Linked DNA regions of Homo sapiens: region 1 is linked to region 2. The links are chromatin contacts, found by POLR2A ChIA-PET in ENCODE. All regions are on one chromosome and are shown on one strand. The core of a region is the stretch at or near the end of the contact, and the rest is flanking DNA. Distances in the headings are between cores, read along the strand shown.

The links. ChIA-PET counts read pairs that join two places held with the same protein, here RNA polymerase II (POLR2A).
Region 1: POLR2A ChIA-PET joins it to region 2 with 12 read pairs in BJ. The contact joins two enhancer-like sites. POLR2A ChIA-PET finds 5 or more read pairs at or near these places in 2 of 52 experiments (BJ and T-cell).

What each region holds. Positions count from the first base shown.
Region 1 is chr14:35,372,511-35,379,310 of GRCh38, forward strand. No RefSeq gene overlaps it. Among named protein-coding and RNA genes, the nearest start is that of NFKBIA, 29 kb to the right of the region's middle. RefSeq lists an enhancer at 4,073-4,367. Within about 2 kb of position 1,986, at least 15 of the 41 ENCODE cell types and tissues checked have a DNase peak (open chromatin) inside an H3K27ac peak, as active enhancers do.
Region 2 is chr14:35,057,295-35,064,624 of GRCh38, forward strand. The region is part of intron 2 of FAM177A1 (family with sequence similarity 177 member A1); the gene reads left to right. Among named protein-coding and RNA genes, the nearest start is that of FAM177A1, 15 kb to the left of the region's middle. Within about 2 kb of position 4,042, at least 7 of the 41 ENCODE cell types and tissues checked have a DNase peak (open chromatin) inside an H3K27ac peak, as active enhancers do.

The DNA.
Region 1 (6,800 bases), core at 736-3,235, 310 kb after region 2:
AGACTGCACAACAATGAGGCTGGGCCAGGACACGGTGGCTCACACCTGTAATCCCAGCACTTTGGGAGGCAAAGGCAGGAGGATTGCTTGAGCCAAGGAGTTCTAGACCAGCCTGGGCAACATAGTGGGACCCTGTGTCTACAATGCCAGGTGTGGTGGCATGCACCTGTAGTCCCAGCTACTCAGGAGGCTGAGATAGGATAATTGCTTGAGCCTGCAAGGTTGAGGCTGCCACAGTGAGACATGATTGCACCACTGCACTCCAGCCTGGGAGATGGCGTGTGACCCTGTCTCAAACAAAACAAAAACAATGAGGCTGGAAGGCAAGCCAAGGTGCAGGACTAGCAAGCCAGAAACAGTAGTAACTAGTGCCTTCCCCTCATCAGGATATCAGAGGCCTGGGGCACTGAGCAGTCAGAACTAAAAGTTCCCATTGAGACAAAGTGGACTTTTGAAGCAGACCATTTGGGCAGAAAGTCAACACTGTGTATGCAGCTGGCCCCTCTTTTCCCAGGGAAGGGTCCTGGCCAGCAGTCTTTCCTGCGTCTATGAATGGAGCCTTTAGCAAATAGAAAGGGCAGGTTCTGGACCAGGTGTGGTGGCTCATGCCTGTAATCCCAGAATTTTGGGAGGCACAGGCAGGAGGATTGCTTGAGCCCAAGAGTTCAAGACCAGCCTGGGCAACATAGTGTAGACCTCATATCTAAAAAAAAAAAAAAAGAAAAAGAAGAAAAAAGAAAGAGAAAGAGAGAAAGAGAAAGAAAAAGAAAGAAAGGAAGGAAGGAAGAAAGAAAGAAAGAGAAAGAAAGAAAGAAAGAGAAAGAAAAGAAAAGAAAAGAAAAGAAAAGGGAGGGAGGGAGAGAGGCCAGGCGCGGTGACTCATGTCTGTAATCCTAGCACTTTGGGAGGCTGAGGCAGGCAGATCACGAGGTGGGTGGATCACGAGGTCAGGAGTTCGAGACCAGCCTGACCAACATGGTGAAACTCCGGCTCTACCAAAATTACAAAAATTAGCCAGGCGTGGTGGTGTGCGCCTGTAATCCCAGCTACTCAGGAGGCTGAGGCAGGAGAATCGCTTGAACCCGGAAGGCGGAGGTTGCAGTGAGCAGAGATTGTGCCATTGCACTCCAGCCTGGGTGACAGAGTGAGACTCTGTCTCAAAAAAAAAAAAAGAAAAAAGAAAGAGATAGAGGACAGGCGCGGTGGCTCACGCCTATAATCCCAGCACTTTGGGAAGCTGAGGCAGGTGGATCACCTGAGACCAGGAGTTCGAGACCAGCCTGGCCAATACGGTGAAACCCCATTTCTACTAAAAATACAAAAATTAGCCGGGCGTGATGGCACGTGCCTGTGATCCCAGCTACTCAGGAGGCTGAGGCAGGAGAATTGCTTGAACCTGGGAGGTGTAGGTTGCAGTGAGCTGAGATCGTGCCACTGCACTCCAGCCTGGGCAACAAGAGTGAAACTCCGTCTCAAGAAAAAAAAAAAAAAAGAGAGAGAGAGAGAAAGAGACAGGTTCTGTTTCAAAGCCCCCTGTGCTGCACCTGAAGGAGTCCCAGCTGTTAACACCTATGTCTCCCTACCTTCTGTGATATTGACTAGGCTACCATTTTTTTTTTTTTTTTGAGACAGGGTCTCGCTCTGTCACCCAGGCTGGAGTGCGGTGGCACAATCTCAGCTCACTGCAGCCTCTATCTCCCAGGTTCAAGCAATTCTCCTGCATCAGCCTCCCAAGTAGCTGGGACTACAGTCATGTACCACCACACCCAGCTAATTCTTTTAATTCTTTTGTATTTTTTGTAGAGATGGGGTTTCACCATGTGACCCAGGCTGGTTTCGAACACTTGAGCTCAAGTGATCCTCCCTCCTTGGCCTCCCGAAGTGCTAGGATTACAGGCATGAGCCAACACACCCGGCCTGCACTCATTTCTTAATCAAGGAAAAATGAATATAAAAGGAGGCTTGGGAAATCTAGGAAGCTCATTACAGGAATTCCTCATAGAGGTGACTCAGCACTTCATTTCACAAGGAGGACCAGAAGTGTCGCAAACACAGTGTTCTTCCCTTTAAAGAGTCAGATCGAACCAAGATCTCCCTGCGTAACTCTCTCTGCAGGAGACCCGGGCTCAGTTACAAAAGACTCTGGGTTGGCAGAAACAGTGCTCCCACTTTTTCAGAAGTGATTGGGTCTGGAATGGCTGAATTACATGATGTGCTTCTGCGAGAGGATGGCAGACTAGCTGGGGCCAGGTAGCCAGGGCTACCTGAAACACCAGGAAATAACTATTAGTTCATCTCATGAACCAGACACAATAGTGCTAACAGAAAATTTGCCTCTAAATAGGTCATAAAATCCCAGCCAAACTTTCGCACACAGCATGATCAATGGCATCCTAGTTTTTTATTAATATTCATTATTAATTTAATATTGATATTATTAATATTCATTTGAGCTTATAAATGTATATAAAATGTATATGAACACTATAGTCAAGAAATTGAAAGGATGGAATGTCTTTATAGTAGCTTGTTTTGCCAAATTACCTAAGGGTTTTTTTGTTTGTTTGTTTGTTTGTTTTTGAGGCGGAGTCTTGCTCTCTCGCCAGGCTGGAGGGCAGTGGCACAATCCTGGCTCACTGCAACCTCTGCCTCCCGGGTTCAAGCGATTCTCTTGCCTCAGCCTCCCAAGTAGCTGGGACTACAGGTGCACGCCACCATGCCCAGCTAATTTTTGTATTTTTAGTAGAGCTGGAGTTTCACCATGTTGGCCAGGCTGGTCTCGAACTCTTGACCTCGTGATCTGCCCGCCTCGGCATCCCAATGTGCTGGGATTACAGGTGTGAGCCACTACACCTGGCCAAGTTTTTTTTTTTTTTTTTAAAGTACTTTCCAGGCCGGGTGAGGTGGCTCACACCTGTAATCCCAGCACTTTGAGAGGCCAAGGCAGGTGGATCATGTGAGGTCAGGAATTCGAGACCAGTCTGGCCAACATGGTGAAACCCCATCTCTATTAAAAATGCAAAAATTAGCTGGGCATGGTAGCACATGCCTGTAATCCCAGCTACTCAGGAGGCTGAGGCAGGAGAATCACTTGAACCTGGAAGGCAGAGGTTGCACTGAGTGGAGATCATGTCATTGCACTCCAGCCTGGGGAACAAAGAGCAACACTTCATCTCAAAAAAAAAAAAAAAAAAAAGGTACTTTCCCAGATGTCATGCCTTCCTTACCAATGCTGTAATTTTCCTAATTTCACGCACAGCTCACATATGGTATATTTCAGCCAGCGAGAGCTCAACTAACTGCAGAACATCCAGCACTGCATGTCATATCGTGTCACCCACTTGCTGAGGGCAAGCCCAGCATGGTTTGGTCTGAAGCTGACTTGAAGAGCTGAGAGTTCAAGACTTGTCACTGGGTCCCAAAAAGGCCCTGTGAGCCTGGAGGCAGAGCCCAGTCCTGTCTCAACCACCAGGCTCAGGACTGGGGGCTTTCCCGAGGATAGAGTCACACGCGCGCGCACACACACACACACACACACACACACACATTCATTCTGTTCGATGGTGGAGCTCCTTCCTTATGGAGAGACACTTTTCAATAAAAAGAACATATAGGTTGCTTCTCCTGCAAGCTGCACTGGCCTTCCGCTAGCCCCAGAACCTCTCCTATCCAGGCAGTCCCTCTCTGGGCTGGGAGTCACCAGCACTGTTCTTAAGAGCTCCCTGGCATTACTTTTCCCAATGACTGGAAGTTCTTGATAGCAGGAGCTATGACTGGCTTTTTGAAGTTTCTTACAGCACTTTTAAAGAAATATATACTTTAAAAAGTAACCCAATGAGCAGCAGGCACTTTATTTAATTTTAAAGTAGCTTCTAATCCTGGTTTGTGGTATAGGCATGCATTTTACAAAGTCTCGATTACGATGAACATCTTCCTTTGTATTTTAATTTCTGCCTTAGCATCCTACTGCGTCCACATTCCCATGTGTTTCAGTTACCTATTGCTGTGTAATAAACCAGCCAAAAACTCAGTGGCTTAAAACAACCTTGATTGTTTCTCATGATCCTGTGCGTTGGCAGGGAGGTTCTTTGGCTTCACGAGTATTGCTCATGTGCCTGCACTGAGCTGGGAGCTCTGTCCTTCTTCCTGTGCTGGCTAGCCAGGACTTCCTTACTGCATGGCAACCAGGCTTGGAGGGAGTGATCTGAGAGAACAGACATAAGGTGCAAGCGCTTATCAAGGCTCATCTTGTGTCATGCCTCCGAAGAGTCCCATTGGCCAAAGCCAGTCACATGGCCAAGGCCAGCCTGACCAACCTGGTGAAACCATGTCTCTACTAAAAATACAAAAAAATTAGCCAGGCTTGGTGGTTCATGCCTGTAATCCCAGCTACTTGGGAGGCTGAGGCAGGAGAATCTCTGGAACCCAGGAGGCGGAAGTTGCAGTGAGCCGAGATCGTGCCACTGCACTCCAACCGGGGTGACAGAGTGAGACTCTGTCTCAAAAACAAAACAAAACAAAGCAAAACTAGTGATGGCTGAAAAGAAGCAAGAATAAGGACAAGATACAGAGGGGCTCTCTATGAAGATATGATGATTTAGGGAGTGAGGAGCTGCAGGAACATTTCCTTATGTGCAAATTTGGAAAGTAGCAAAGGTCTTGAAACATACCTGTTGTAATTGTCAGGAGGCTACTGAATTAATGCAACAAATCTTTTGCTGATATTAATAGAATTTAAATAAAAGGGGAAATTGGACTGGTTGCCGTGGCTCACACCTGTAATCCCAGCACTTTGGGAGGCTGAAGTGGGACGACTGCTTGAGCCCAGGAGTTCAAGATCAGCCTGGGCAACATGGCGAAACCCCGTCTCTTTTTTTAAAAAAATGCAAAAATTAGCCAAGCATAGTGTGCCTATAGTCCTAGCTACTCAGGAAGCTGAGTCAGGTGGATCATTTGAGCCCAGGAGGTCGAGGCTGTGGTGGGCCGTGATCACACCACTGCACTCCAGCCTGGGCAACAGAATGAGACTCTGTCTCAAACACACAAACAAATAAATATAAAGGGAAAATAATTCACCCAGGGGCACCTCTCACTTCTCCAGATTCTCTTTGTTTTTGTTTGTTTGTTGTTGTTTTAAAGAGTTGAAGTCTCTCTACGTTGCCCAGGCTGGTCTTGAACTCCTGGGCTCAAAGGATTCTCCCACCTCGGCCTCTCAAGTAGCTGGGACTACAGGATCATGCCACCTCGTCCAGCTCAGATTCCCTCTCTGAACACCCTCAAAGGAGAGAGCCACCCACCTGCCCTGCAGCAGCAGTCAGTAATTTCTTACAAGCCTGCCACTTGTGTCTTTGTCCCAATTCTGTGGTCATAGTCCTGTATGATTTTATATAAGTGTAAGCATAGAGTACGTACATTTTATATTCATGTCTGTAATCCACCTGCGATCCCAGCACTTCGGGAGACCAAGATGGGAAAATCACTTGAGGCCAGGAGTTTGAAACCAGCCTGGGCAATACAGGAGACCCTATCTCTATTTAAAAACATTTAGTTGGTCGGGAGGGGTGGCTCACACCTGTAATCCCAGCACTTTGGGGGGCCGAGGTGAGTGGATCACCTGAGGTCGGGAGTTCAAGACCAGCCTGGCCAACATAATGAAATCCCATCTCTACTAAAAATACAAAAAATTGGCCAGGTGTGGTGGCAGGCACCTGTAATCCCAGCTTCTCGGGAGGCCGAAGCAGGAGAATCACTTAAACCCAGGTGATGGAGGTTGCAGTGAGCTGAAATAGCACCATTGCCCTCCAGCCTGGGCAACAAGAGTGAAACTCTGTCTCAAAAAAAAAAAAAAAAAAAAGTAGCCAAGCGTGGTGGCATGCACCTGTAGTCCCAGCTACTGAAGAGGCTGAGGTGGAAGAATCACTTGAACCCAGGAGTTCCAGGCTGCGGTGAGCTATGATCACACCACTGCACTCCAGCCAGGGCAACAGAGCAAGACTCTGTCTCTTAAAAAAAAGAAAAAGAAAGAAAAGAAAAAGAAAAAGCATCATAGACACCCTTCTTTCTCCTACTCTGTGTTTGCTTAACTCTCCCCCTAATGGTGGGTATACGGGCTTTCCAAACTGTTGCTATTGTAAATAGTGTTGCTATGAAAATCTTTGCAGGTCTTTTATGTTGGATTATTTCCTTGAAGATATGGCCTCTAAAATGGGCCAGGGACTATAAATATATTTCTTGTTGCAAATTTCCAAACAGTTCCTAGATCCACCCCAACAGAATAAACTCCAGATGGATTGGACTTACGTGTAAAAAAAATAAACCAAAAACCATAAAATCTGGGCTGGGCGCAGTGGCTCATGCCTGTAATACCAGCAGTTTGGGAGGTCAAGGCGGGCGGATCACTTGAGGTCAGGAGTTTGAGACCAGTGTGGCCAACATGGTAAAACCTCATCTCTACTAAAAATACAAAAATTAGCCAGGCATGGTGGCGGGTGCCTGTAATCCCAGCTACTCAGAAGGCTGAGGCACGAGAATCACTTGAACCTAGGAGGTGGAGGTTGCGTAAGCTGAGATAGTGCCACTGCACTACAGCCTGGGCAACTGAGTGAGACCCAAAAAAGTGAGTCTAAAAAAAAAAAACAAAAAAAAACCCACTATAAAATCTAAAGACAAATGAAGGAAAATAAGCAATGCAGTCACTAGAGACAAGAGGACTTTCTAATTATATAAGAAAAGATTGATAGATTTGAAAAGATTGATAGATTTGATTATAAAACACTCTGAGCCACATTGAGCTAAGAAAA
Region 2 (7,330 bases), core at 2,792-5,291:
AAGCAATCCTCCTGCTTCAGCCTCACAAGTAGTAGGGTTTACAGATGTGCACCACCATGCCCAGCTTCCCATAAGTTTTTGTATGTTATACCTTCTTTTTTTTTTTGAGACGGAGTCTCACTCTGTCACCCAGGCTGGAGAGTGGCATGATCTTGGCTCACTGCAACCTCTGCCTCCTGGATTCAAGCAGTTCTCCTGCCTCAGCTTCCCGAGTAGTTGGGATTACAGGTGCACGCCACCATGCCAAATTAATTTTTTGTATTTTTAGTAGAGGCAGGGTTTCACCATGTTGGCCAGGCTGGTCTCAAACTCCTGACCTAGGTGATCTGCCCGCCTCGGCCTCCCAAAGTGCTGGGATTATAGGTGTGAGCCACTGCGCCCAGCCTATACCTTCATTTTTATTTAAAGTATTTTCTTTTTTTTCCTTTTGGTTTTCTTCCTTGACCCATTGGTTATTTAGAAGTACATTTTTTACTTCCCATGTATTTGTTTGTCTATTTTTTCTTTTATTGATTTCTGATTTCATGCCATTCTGATCAGAGAACATACTTTATATTATTTGACCCTTTAAATGTATTGACGTTTGTTTTATAGCCTGCCTAGCAGGTGGTCTGTCTTAGAACGTTCCATATGTACTTGAGAAGAATGTATATTCTGTTGTTGAAAGTGTTCTATAGGTGTCTGTGAGGTCTAATTGATTTTATAGTATTGTTCAAGCTTTCTGTTTCCTTGCTGATCATCTGCCCTGTTGTCCTACTTTTTATTATTATTATTATTATCATTATTATTATTTTTCGAGACAGAGTTTCACTCTTGTTGCCTAGGCTGGAGTGCAGTGACACGATTTCAGCTCACTGCAACCTCTGCCTCCCAGGTTCAAGTGATTCTCATGCTTCAGCCTCCCATGTAGCTGAGATTACAGGCTTGCACCTGGCTAAGTTTTGTATTTTTAGTAGAGACGGGGTTTCACCATGTTGGCCAGGATGGTCTCGATCTCTTGACCTCATGATCCGCCCACCTTGGCCTCCCAAAGAGCTGGTATTACAGGTGTGAGCCACCGTGTCCAGCCCCTATTTATTATTAAAAATGAGATATTGCAGTCTTCAACTATTATTGTTGAATTGTCTATTTCTCCCTCTCTTTCTGTCAGATTTGTTTAATGTACTTTGGTGCTCTGTTATTAAATTAACTGCATATGTATTTATAATTTCATATCTTCCTGATAGATTGACCCTTTTATCATTATAAAATGTCCTTCTTTACCTCTAGTTACGTTTTTTGTTTTCAAGTCTATTTTAGGTCTGGCATGGTGGCTCATGCCTGTAATCCCAGCACTTTGGGAGGCTGAGGCAGAAGGATTTCTTGAGCCCAGGAGTTTGAGACCAGCCTGGGAAATGTAATGAGACCTTGTCTCTACAAAAGATAAAAAACATTAGCCATGCGTGGTGGCACACACCTGTGGGCTCAGCTACTTGGAGAGGTGAGTTGGGAGGATCGCTGGAGCCCAGAAGTTTGAGGCTGCAGTGAACTGGGATCTCACCACTACATTCCAGTCTAGGTGACAGAGTAAGACCTTGCCTCAGAAAAAAAAGGAAAAAAAAAGTCTGTTTTGTCTGCTACTGATATTGCCATGTGAGCTTTTTTTTGTTTTCTTTTTTTTTGGGACGGAGTCACTCTGTCGCCCAGGCTGGACTGCAGTGGCATGATCTCGGCTCACTGCAAGCTCCGCCTCCCGGGTTCACGCCATTCTCCTGCCTCAGCCTCCCGAGTAGCTGGGATTACAGGTGCGTGCCACCACACCCAGCTAATTTTTTGTATTTTTAGTATTCACCATGTTAGCCAGAATGATCTCAATCTCCTGACCTTGTGATCCACCTGCCTCGGCCTCCCAAAATGCTGGGATTATAGGTGTGAGCCACCACGCCTGGCCAGTGTGAGCTTTTTTATAGTTTGTTTTGTATATCTTCTTCCATCCCTTTTACTGTGAATCTGTTTGTATTTTTTAATCTAAAGTATCTCTTGTAGACAGCATATAGTTGGATCTTGTTTTTTTTAATCCAATCTAACAATCTCTGCCCTTTGATTCAGTTGTTAATCCATTCATATTTTATGTTGATTTAGTTGGATTTACATCTGCCATTTTACCTTTTATTTTCTATGTCTCATGTCTTTTTGCTCCTTTCTTTTCTACTGTTATCTTTTGGATTAAGTGAATATTTTCTACAGAAGCATTTACATTTCTTTTTTTTTTTTTTTTTTTGAGACAGAGTCTCACTCATCGCCAGGCTGGAGTGCAGTGGCGCAATCTCGGCTCACTGCAACCTCTGCCTCCCAGGTTGGGTGATTCTCCTGCCTCAGCCTCCCGAGTAGCTGGGATTACAGATGCACGCCACCACGTCCTGCTAATTTTTGTATTTTTTAATTTTTGTATTTTAGTAGAGACGGGGTTTCACCATGTTGGTCAGGTTGGTCTCGAACTCTTGACCTTGTGATCCACCTGCCTCAGTCTCCCAAAGTGCTGGGATTACAGGCGTGAGCCACCACACTCCACCAATTTTGTGTTTTTAGTAGAGACAACCAAGCTGGTCTTGAACTCCTAACCTCAAATGATCCACCTTCCTTGGCTTCCCAAAGTGCTGGGATTACAGGCGTGAGCCACTGCGCCTGGCTGTTTTTTTTGTTTTGTTTTGTTTTTTAAGATGGAGTTTCACTCTTGTCGCCCAGGCGGGAGTGCAGTGGCGTGATCTCGGCTCACTGCAACCTCTGCTTCCTGGATTCAGGTGATTCTCCTGCCTCAGCCTCTGGAGTAACTGGGCTTACTGGCATGCACCACCATGCCCGGGCTAATTACTGTATTTTTGGTAGAGACTGGGTTTCACCATGTTGGCCAGGCTGGTCTGGAACTCCTGACCTCATTTGATCCACCTGCCTTGGCCTCCTAAAGTGCTGGGATTACAGGCATGAGCCACTGCGCCTGGCCAGTTTTTGTTTTGTTTTGTTTTTAATAATTTCTGTCTCTTTTTTGATACTCTCTGCTTGATGTGATACTGTTATACCTTCCTTTATTTTTAATTTATTATTTTCTTAGGTCTTCAAACATATTTATAAAAGCTATTTGAATTTTTTTTTCTGTTAAATCCAGCATCTTGTCAGTCTCACAGGTATTTTTTGTTGCCTGATTTTTTTCCCTATGTATGGGTCATACTTTTCTGTTTCTTTGCATGTCTCATAATTTTTTGTTGGAAACTAGATATTTTAGATTATATATTATAGCAACTCTGGGTACTGTGCCCCCATATCTTGTCATTGTTATTTGCCTGTTTATTTGTTTAGTGACTGCTGTGTTCTTTTAGTGAAGTCTATTCTCCACTCCTATTCTTTCCTGCAAATTAGCTAGCCTATAGTTTAGCCTGTATTTTTATTAAATCTAAGAATCTTCTCCCAGTTACAGTAGTCCCCCCTTTATTTGTAGTTTTGCTTTTTGTGGTTACCCATGGTCAGTTGTGCTCTGAAAATATTAAATGGAAAATTCCAGAAATAAACAATTGATAAATTTTAAGTTGATCACCGTTCTGAGTAGCATCATAAAATCTCATACTGTCACACTTGGTACCTCCTTCATCAGAAGAAGGGTGCATACAGTACAACATGATATTTTGGGAGACCACATTCATATAACTATTATTACAGTGTATTGTGATAATTGTTCTATTATTAGCTATTGTTAATCTCTTATTGTGACTAATCTATAAATTAAAATTTATCATAGGCATGTGTATATAGGAAAAAACAGTATAGGGTTCAGTATTATCCGCAGTTTCAGTCACCCATGGGAGGTCTTGGAACACAGCCCCTGCAGATAAAGGGGGACCACTGTACATTTTGCTACAATCTCCAGTGTTTTTGAGAACACCCTTAGCCTTGGACTTTTCTAGGTGTGTTGCAAATGAAGTCAGTTCCTTTGGGAAGAGATTAGGAGTTGTCTGCTTTGTTTCCTGTCCTGGCTGGCTCCCCTACCCCAGCCCCGCCCTTCTGCCTCTCACTCAGGGCAATCTCTGAGCCAAGGTTTTGGAGCTGGGGGTGGGGACAATGGCTCATTTCTGTCTGAATAACACCTTCACTTTAGGAGCTGAGCATTTATGGGAGGTGGGGTCAGTAGCTTTAAGTATTTTTTTTTTTTTTTAGTCTTTGTTTTACAAATGTCTATTTGTTTTTTTCTCATTTCTTTTTTTTTTTTTTTATCTCACTCATAGATGGGAATTGAACAATGAGAACACATGGACACAGGAAGGGGAACATCACACTCTGGGGACTGTTGTGGGGTGGGGGGAGGGGGGAGGGACAGCATTAGGAGATATACCTAATGCTAAATGACAAGTTAATGGGTGCAGCACACCAGCATGGCACATGTATACATATGTAACTAACTGGCACATTGTGCACATGTACCCTAAAACTTAAAGTATAATAATATTAAAAAAAAAAGCTGTAAGTATTTTTGACTTGCCTCTGCTGGCGTAGAACTTGCCTCTGCTGCCTTATGAACTGGGTAAAGGCGATCAGGGCCCTGGTGTTCTCAGTGGTGCCATGCTCAAGGTAGAGCCTCCATTCTGTGAGCAGAGGCTGGTGGAAGAAGAGAGTCACCCCCTGTCAACCACACTTACCTGGAAATTGGCCTCAGTAATAGATGAGAAGTGCTGGTTAATATTCTGTTCCTCCTGAGAAGAAAACCCAACTGGAAGCTGAGGGGAGGGGGAACCCTGTATTCTTGGCTGTACCAGTCTGAAGTGCAGTTTCTGCCTTCCTTTGCTGGGAGGGTGCTGAGAGGGAGTGGTCTTAGTTCAGTTACCACAGACGTTTGCTTTTGTTACCAAATTTTCATAGATTTTCTTGAATAGATGTTTATTCATTTATATGCCATTAAGACCATTTCCAGGTGCTTTAAATGTTTATTCTTTAATAAATTTCATCAGTTTTACTGGGAAGTGGGCCCAGAGTTCCTCATGCTGTTATGATAGAGGTCTATATCCACTATTAAGGTCTTTAATGACCATGTATATAGCATATTCATGTTGGAATTTCCCTGAGTTGTGAAGCCCAATCCAACAGATCCCTGGGTGATAAGAAATCTTTTTATATTTTCTTCACTGAGAGGTACCATGAGATGTCAGAAACTTGGTTTTTAGTTCTGGCTCTGTCCTGTAGTAGTCACCTTGCTTTGACAAAGACTTAACTTTCATTGTAGTTAAAGTTCCATGATTACAAAGAAGAGAGATAACTTGCCTCACCTACCTGTAGTTGTTTTTAAAGATTAAATGAGATAATATCTATGAAAACTCACTGAAAAGTGACTTGGCTGAGCACAGTGCCTCATGCCTATAATCTTTGCTTTGGAGGGCTGAGGCAAGAGGATTGCTTGAGCCCAGGAATTCAAGGCTGCAGTGAGCCATGATCATGCCACTGTACTCCAGCCCGGGCAACAAAGTGAGACCCTGTCTCAAAAAAAAAAAAAAGAAAAGAAAAATATATGGTAGTATTAATTAATAAAGCAAATATAGCAAGTAGCACAAGAAATTTTATTTGCGGTTTTTTTTTTTTTTTTACTTAAGGTAATTTTAGAACTCGATTTGAGATTGAAACCCCATAACTTATTTTTTAAATTTTCTCTATAGTTCCTATTTAGTATCATTTAAAAAAAAAAAAAGGTCGGGTGCGGTGGACCACGCCTGTAATCCCAGCACTTTGGGAGGCTGAGGTAGGCGGATGAATGGCAGGAGAATGGCTTGAACCCGGGAGTCGGAGATTGCAGTGAGCCAAGATCGCGCCACTGCACTCCAGCCTGGCAACAGAGTGAGACTCCATCTCAAAAAAAAAAAAAAAAAAAGATCTAGTTCTATATTCAGATTTTAGTATCATTTTAGAGTTTATAAAATTGATTTATGACTCCAATTTTTAAATATCAATTTTAAAGCTTTAAAATTATATTTTCCCTTTGGGGCCAGGCATGGTGGCTCTTGCCTGTAATCCCAGCACTTTGGGAAGCCAAGGTGGGTGGATCCCTGAGGTCAGGAGTTTGAGACCTGCCTGGCCAACATGGTGAAACCCCGTCTCTACTAAAAAAAAAATACAAAAAATTAGCCAGGCATGGGGGCGGGTGCCTGTAATCCCAGCCGCTTGGGAGGCTGAGGCAGGAGAATCGCTTGAACCTGGGAGGTGGAGGTTGCAGTGAGTCAAGATCCCGCCATTGCACTCCAGCCTGGGCAACAAGAGTGAAACGCCATCTCAAAATAAATAAATAAATTTTCTCCATAGTTCCTATTTAGTGTCATTTTCTTTTTGAAATAACAAATCTAGTCCTGCACCCAGATTTAGTATCATTTTAGAGTTTATAAAATTGATTTGCTTTATGATTCCAATTTTGAAATATCAAGTTTAAAGCTTTAAAATTATATTTTTTCTTTTGGGCCACATTACATGGCTCTTGCCTGTAATCCCAGCACTTTGGGAGGCTGAGGTGGGCAGATCACTTGAGGCCAGGAGTTTGAGACCAGCCTGGCCAACATGGTAAAACCCTGAAACTCCATCTCTACTAAAAATACAAAAATTAGCTGGGCTTGGTGGCACAAGCCTGTAATCCCAGCTACTCGGGAGGCTGAGGCAGGAGAATCGCTTGAATCCAGGAGGCAGAGATTGCAGTGAGCAGAGACCACCCTACTGTGCTCCAGCCTTAACCACAGAGCGAGACTCTGTCTCAAAAAAAAAAAAAAAAAAAAAATCCCTTTTGGTACTTCATGCCTTTAAGAGTGCAATGGGCCAGGTGCAGTGGCTCACACCTGTAATCCCAGCACTTTGGGAGGCCAAGGTGGGCAGATCACTGAGGTCAGGAGTTTGAGACCAGCCTGGCCATCATGGGGAAACCTCGTCTCTACTAAAAATACAAAAATTAGCTGGGCGTGGTAGCATGCACCTGTAATACCAGCTACTCGGGAGGCTGAGGCAGGAGAATCCCTTGAACCTGGGAGATGGAGGTTGCAGTGAGCCGAGATCGAGCGACTGCACTCCAGCCTGGGCAACAGAACATGACTTTGTCTCGAAAACAAACAAACAAAAAAGTACAATGATTTTTTTAGGCAATATGAGCTGTTACTGTACTGTCAGTTGGTAGCTTTATGTTATAACTCAGCCTGAAGCTGAGAGAGGACATTTTACTTGAATTCTAAGTAAAATTTTCACAGAAAAACCTAATAAAGTTAATGAAGAATTTATACTTAGGAAATGTGACTATACATGTTGACTAAATTAACCGAGATAGAATAATAATTACTTAAGT